Regions from separate parts of the Homo sapiens genome. Here region 1 is linked to region 2. Evidence: chromatin loops called from intact Hi-C (ENCODE). Cell type or tissue: CD4-positive, alpha-beta T cell. All regions are shown on one strand. Each heading gives the region's core, and the rest is flanking DNA. Links, peaks and the distances in the headings are about the cores only. Region 1 holds the start of MIR29A (microRNA 29a). Region 2 overlaps PODXL (podocalyxin like).

The links. A loop is a pair of places that touch in the nucleus more often than their neighbours do. Peaks named below come from ENCODE experiments on the same cell type or tissue, not always from the same donor. Only the 100,000 strongest peaks of a DNase experiment are listed, where the experiment ranks them.
Region 1: it touches region 2 in a loop (10-fold over the local background); 6 of 110 quality-filtered maps call a loop at or near these places.

What each region holds. Positions count from the first base shown.
Region 1 is chr7:130,873,923-130,876,833 of GRCh38, reverse strand. MIR29A (microRNA 29a) reads left to right here and starts at 24; the gene lies at 24-87. RefSeq lists a silencer at 1,275-1,474 and an enhancer at 1,270-1,564. In CD4-positive, alpha-beta T cell, for the core only: CTCF peaks have their summits at 1,128 and 1,340; a DNase peak (open chromatin) is centred at 1,343.
Region 2 is chr7:131,512,449-131,515,359 of GRCh38, reverse strand. All of the region lies in intron 1 of PODXL (podocalyxin like), which reads left to right. Among named protein-coding and RNA genes, the nearest start is that of PODXL, 43 kb to the left of the region's middle. RefSeq lists an enhancer at 1,227-2,086. In CD4-positive, alpha-beta T cell, for the core only: CTCF peaks have their summits at 1,465 and 1,669 (motif pointing right); a DNase peak (open chromatin) is centred at 1,669.

The DNA of each region.
Region 1 (2,911 bases), core at 307-2,806, 640 kb after region 2:
GACCTTCTGTGACCCCTTAGAGGATGACTGATTTCTTTTGGTGTTCAGAGTCAATATAATTTTCTAGCACCATCTGAAATCGGTTATAATGATTGGGGAAGAGCACCATGATGCTGACTGCTGAGAGGAAATGTATTGGTGACCGTTGGGGCCATGGACAAGAACTAAGAAAACAAATGCAAAGCAATAATGCAAAGGTGATTTTTCTTCTTCCAGTTTCTAAGTTGAATTTCACTGACCTGAATTGCATGTGGTATAATACTAACAAATGGTTCACTATTAGCATATCATGAATGGTTATACTTTATAGAAATTCCATAGACTTGGTGGGGGTTTTGTTTTGGTGACGGATACCTAGAAACACTCCTGGGGAAAATCGATGACTGGCTTAGATGATGGGAAAGGAGCAGCGAGGGAGTCAATTCTGTTGTTGATGAGAAGCTGCACCAGCTATCTCTGAACTCTCCTCTCTTAGCTGGCTGAGGAGTTCCCTCCATGGTTAAACAGGTCATTTTCTTACATAAGGAAAAATGGTCCAGAGAAACTGGGTTTCTATGGCTGAGACAGAACTGTGCTAATATGTGTCAGTTCAGTTTAGAAGGCAAAGCAACAAAAGCAGGTGCTACTTGAACTAGGATCCTAGAGTATACCTTTGATATGGTTTGGATGTTTGTCCCCTCCAATCTCATGTTGAAGTGTGATCCCCAGTATTGGGGGTGGGGCCTGGTGGGGGTGGTTGAGTGATGGGGCGGATCCCTTGTGAATGGCTTGGTGATGTCCTCACTTAACGAGTTCCTGCTCAGTTAGAGGGAGCCGGTTGTTTAAAAAAGCTGGCACCTCCTTCCTCTCTCTTGCTCTTTCTTTCTTGCTCCCTCTCTCGCCATGTGACATGTCTGCTCCCTCTCCGCCTTCCACCATGTATAAAACATCCTGAGGCCTCATCAGGAGCCGAGCAGGTACCAGTGCCATGCTTGTACGGCTGCAAAACTGTAAGCCAAATAAACCTCTTTACTATATAAATTACCCAGTCTCGGGTATGTCTTTATAGCAGCGCAAAACGGACTAACACAACCTCACTAGAAGTGAAGTCATTAGACCAAAAACAATACTGAGTTTTTAGGTCCACTAAGAGGCAAAAATAAAAGGCTCTTTATAGCAGCATGATTTATAATCCTTTGGGTATAAGCACATGTATGCTAGAACTTAAAGTATAATAATAAAATATAAAAATAATAAAATAAAATAAAAGGCTCAAGAATGAGCCATCTCGGCCGCTCCTCCTCCAGGGGCCCCTGTGTGCAGCTCCCAACACAGGTACTGCACAGACCGGCCACCTGCTGTCCCCATGTGGCGTCCTGGAGAACTGCAGGGGCACCTGGTGGAATTTGGGCCTTGTCCTTCTGTTTTCTTTCTGGCCTGGAAAAGCCACTGGCCTCACAATCAAGAGTTAATATTCTATCTACCCTGCTTAAGCTTTCCCGCCCTCTCACACTGCCTCCCTCCTTTTCCCTCCTGCCTGTCACTTGTCTGGAAAAGGCCTTTTCTCCTCGGGGCTAACACATGCAATTTGTAGCCAAAACATTCTGTCTACCACACAAATCCAACGAGAATCAGGATCATTCCACCACATCTTTTTCTATCCCATGGTTATTATTTTCCCAAAACTCTTGTCTTTTGCTTTCTTACCTATTCGCTGTTTTCCCTAAGTAATCTTATTTACTCCCCTGGTTCCAAATACATCCCTATGTGTTGATTTCCCTCAAACCAGAGGTCTGGCCTGGGATATTTTTTGAGACATCTTGCTTTTTATATTTTTAGTAGCTCCTAAGTATAATAGTTCAGCCTGCTCTTCTAAACTTGTCTCAATTTAATCCATTTATGCTTGAGGTTGCAATTTTTTGAATTTTTGCCATCAGACCTTGGCAATGACCTTGAGCAGTAGGAGACAACTCCCACATGCTTAGCATTCCAATAATGGAACACTAGGCATATACCAAAGCCATCCACATTGCCTTCTCCCCAAAGCCAGCTCTCCCTGCTCTGCCCCATGGTGAAAGCTGCGAACACCAGAGGTCTGTGACCTCTTCCCTCTCCCTTACCCACATCCATACTCAGCACAACTTGTTGCTGTTCTCTCTCAATTCTCTCTTTAGGATCCATCCCTTTCTCTGCTCTTCCTAGACAGCTTTCTGGGCCCACCCCTCGCCATTAGTCTAGCTTTGTTATAGCCACCAGTTAATCTTTGTAAAATACATACGTGAGCTGGGCACGGTGGCTGGTGCCTGTAATCCCAGCTACTCAGGAGGCTGGGGCAGGAGGTTGCTTGAGCCCAAGAGGTTGAGGCTGCAATGAGCCATGATTGCATCACTGCACTCCAGCCTGGACGACAGACCAAGATCCCATCTCTTTAAAAAATAAAAATAAAAATTGTTTAACCACATGACCTTGCTCCTTGTCCCTCACTTTTAGCTGAACTCTTATAAGTGTGTCAACCAGGTACCAGACCCTTCATGACCCCATGCCTACCTGTGTCACCATCTTCTGGCTGTGCTTCCTGGGGCCTGTGTTCTGTGCTCACCCAGCTGCTTGCTGCTGAGAACACTCAGGTATCTTGGCATTTCTTAGCCTGTGTCTGTGCTATTTCCTCTGCCCACATCTCCCCTCTCCTCCTCCTCGTCAGCTAGGGACCTCCAGCCCCTAGGGACTGTAAGCTAGGGACCTCCAACCTGCAGCCCCTGGCTCAGGTGTAAACTTGTCTAGGAAGCCTTCCTCTGCCTTCTGCATCAAGGCTTAGATCCCTGGGCAAAGGCTTTCTTCTCTGTACCCCTTCAGAGCCTGATGGCACTTCGCATGTTATATTCTCATGATTGATTACCTACTAGGCTTCTCTGCAAGGCTGGAAAATCCTTGC
Region 2 (2,911 bases), core at 215-2,714:
AGTTAACACCCTAATTCGGCAACTCACGGAATTAAGCTTTTAAAGTCTTTTAAAGGGCCCTCTCAGCCCTTCAGCTGCAAACAAAGAGACTCCTTGAATGTGTTCTTGGAAAGTCTCTGGTTTTCAGTCTGTGCTTTTATAGGAGGTTTAGGAATTTGAATTTGTTGTTCTCTTTCTTGAAACCAGTAGTTTTTACTGGCAGTGATTTTGTCGCCGTCAGGAGACATTTGGCAATATCTGGAGACATTTTTCATGGTTACAACTGGAAAGGGGCGTGCATGTGTATTACTTGCATCTAATAGACAGAGGCCAGGAATGCTGCTCAGCATTCTGCGTATAATGCATAGGACAACTGCCTATAACAAGAAATATCCAGTTCAAAATGCCAATAGTTTCAGAGTTGACAAATCCTGTTTTAAGCTGTTCACCACTGTAAGAAGCAACCATCCAGGGCTGGGTGCCATGGCTCACACCTGTAATCCCAGCACTTTGGGAGGCCGAGGCTGGAGGATCACTTGAGCCTAGAAGTTTGAGACTAGCCTGGCCATTATAGTGAGATCTCATCTCTACAAATTAGAAAAAAAAATTAGCTGGGTGTGGTGGTGCGTGCTTGTGGTCTCAGCTACTCGGAGGCTGAGGTGGGAGGACTGATTGAGCCTAGGAGGTCAAGGCTGTAGTGAGTCCTGATTGTGCCACTGTACTCCAGCTTGGGCAACAGAGCAAGATCCTGTCTCACAAACAAAACAAAACAAAAAACAATCATCCCACCAATTTCTTAATTCCCTAAATATGCTGATATAGTCCCTTAGCAATCTAGTATCTTGCCAGATGACACTATGATGCCATCAATAGTAAGAAGCACTGTTACTTTATGAACTACTAAGAAGAAAAAATGCCTGTCAAACCCTCACATTGCACTGTTCCCCCCGCCACCCCACTTTTTTTTGGAGACTGTGTCTCACTCTGTCACCCAGGCCGGAGTGCAGTGGCACAATCTTGGCTCACTACACCTCCGCCTCCCAGGTTCAAGCTATTCTCCTGCCTCAGCCTCCTGAGTAGCTAGGATTACAGGTGCCCGCCACCACGCCTGGCTAATTTTTGTATTTTTAGTAGAGATGAAGTTTCACAATGTTGGCCAGGCTGGTCTCAGGTGACCTCAGGTGATCCACCTGCCTTGGCCTCCCAAAGTGCTGGGATTACAGGCATGAGCCACCGCACCCAGCCTGTATTGCTTTTTAAAACACATTTGGTGAGTGTGCCTTTCATACTCTGGCAGCAGCCACTGGGCCACACCAAAGCCACTTCCTGGGCACTTCACTCTAGATTAGAGGTGATAATGTGACTGCTTATCCTTGAGATATCATGGGACACTTGCAAGTATTCCTTAATACTTGCAGAATTTTGACTGCCCTTTGTCCCCAGTAAGGCCTGACAACCAATCCTTGAAGTCTTGCTGCTGGCGGCTACTCCTGATAAACATTTCTGCTTTTCAGTAGCAAAATGTGTGTGTAAAAGATATGGGGATACTGTCCAGTGTATGGAGTAGCTGGGATTGCTGGAGGCCACATGCAGGGCTACTTTGAACCTCACTCAAGCCAGGCTGTAGATTCAGGGAGGCCAGCGCTGCTTACCCATGCCAAGCACTAGGTGGCGCTGCGGCCCAGGATGAGTGCTTGGCCTCACCTCCATGCATGATGTCACCACTCCTGCCTGCAGAGCCCGTCACGGCTGGAATGAGACTGCACGTTCATGGTGGCACTGCCACCTGCTTATGCTCATCCCAGGGGAGGCTGGCAAGGCAAAGAGCTGGCATTTTCATAGGAGCATCAACATAGGAGGCAGATTCTGCTGCCATCAAGTCTCACGGGGTGCGGAACTCCCAAATATAGAGAAATGGTATGGGTGCTGGCTGGCACAGAGTACGGGATGCAGCCATCAGCCCCCTTCCCACCACTCCCTTCTGCTCCAGACAGAAAACTAGGAATCACCTTAGATTCTCTTCTTCCCTCACTTAGGACATCAACAAGCAGTTGATCTCCAAAACAGTCTTGACTCTCTCCACCTTTTGTCTCCAGTGTCAATAGCTTCCTGTGGCCAACGCTGTTCATTCCATCTGGATTACTGTGATTGCCTCCTAACTTCTCTTTCCTCTTCCACACACTCTTCTTTCCAGTCTGCATTCCCCAAAGCAGCAGGAACAGGTTTCTCTGTAAGTCATCCTATAAAACTTCTGTGCTTTAATGCCTTCAGTGGCTTCTTTTTTGCACCAAGAATAAAATCTGGAATCTGCATGTTGGCCTCTGAGGAGTATGATCTTATGTCTCCTTCTTCTGCGTAGGATGTGATTTTTTTTTTTTTTTTTTTTGAGACGGAGTCTTGCTCAGTCGCCCAGGCTGAAGTGCAGTGGTGCCATCTTGGCTCACTGCAACCTCTGCCTCCCGGGTTCAAGCCGTTCTCCTGCCTCAGCCTCCCAAGTAGCTGGGATCACCACGCCCAGTTACTTTACTACCATCACCACGCCCAGCTTATTTATTTTTTATTTTTAGTAGAGATGGGGTTTCTCTATATTGGCCAGACTGGTCTGTAACTCCTGACCTCAAGTGATCTGCCTGCCTCAGCCTCCCAAAGTGCTGGGATTAAAGGCATGAGCCACCACACCCGGCTGAATGTGATTTTTAAGAGGGCCTTTTATTCTCAAAAATGTCTGGTTTGGACGCTCAGTTGCTATCACTGTCATAAGACCCTGCATTTTCTCAGCCCTGAACCTGACCCCTCCTTACCAAACTCCATTCCTGCTTGTCTTCTGTCAGCAGCTTTCCCTACTCGGGGGCTTTGCAGATTCTGTTCCTTCTGCTGGGGACACTTCTCCTCCCATTCTTCACACAGCATTCTCCTTGCTATCCTTCAGGGC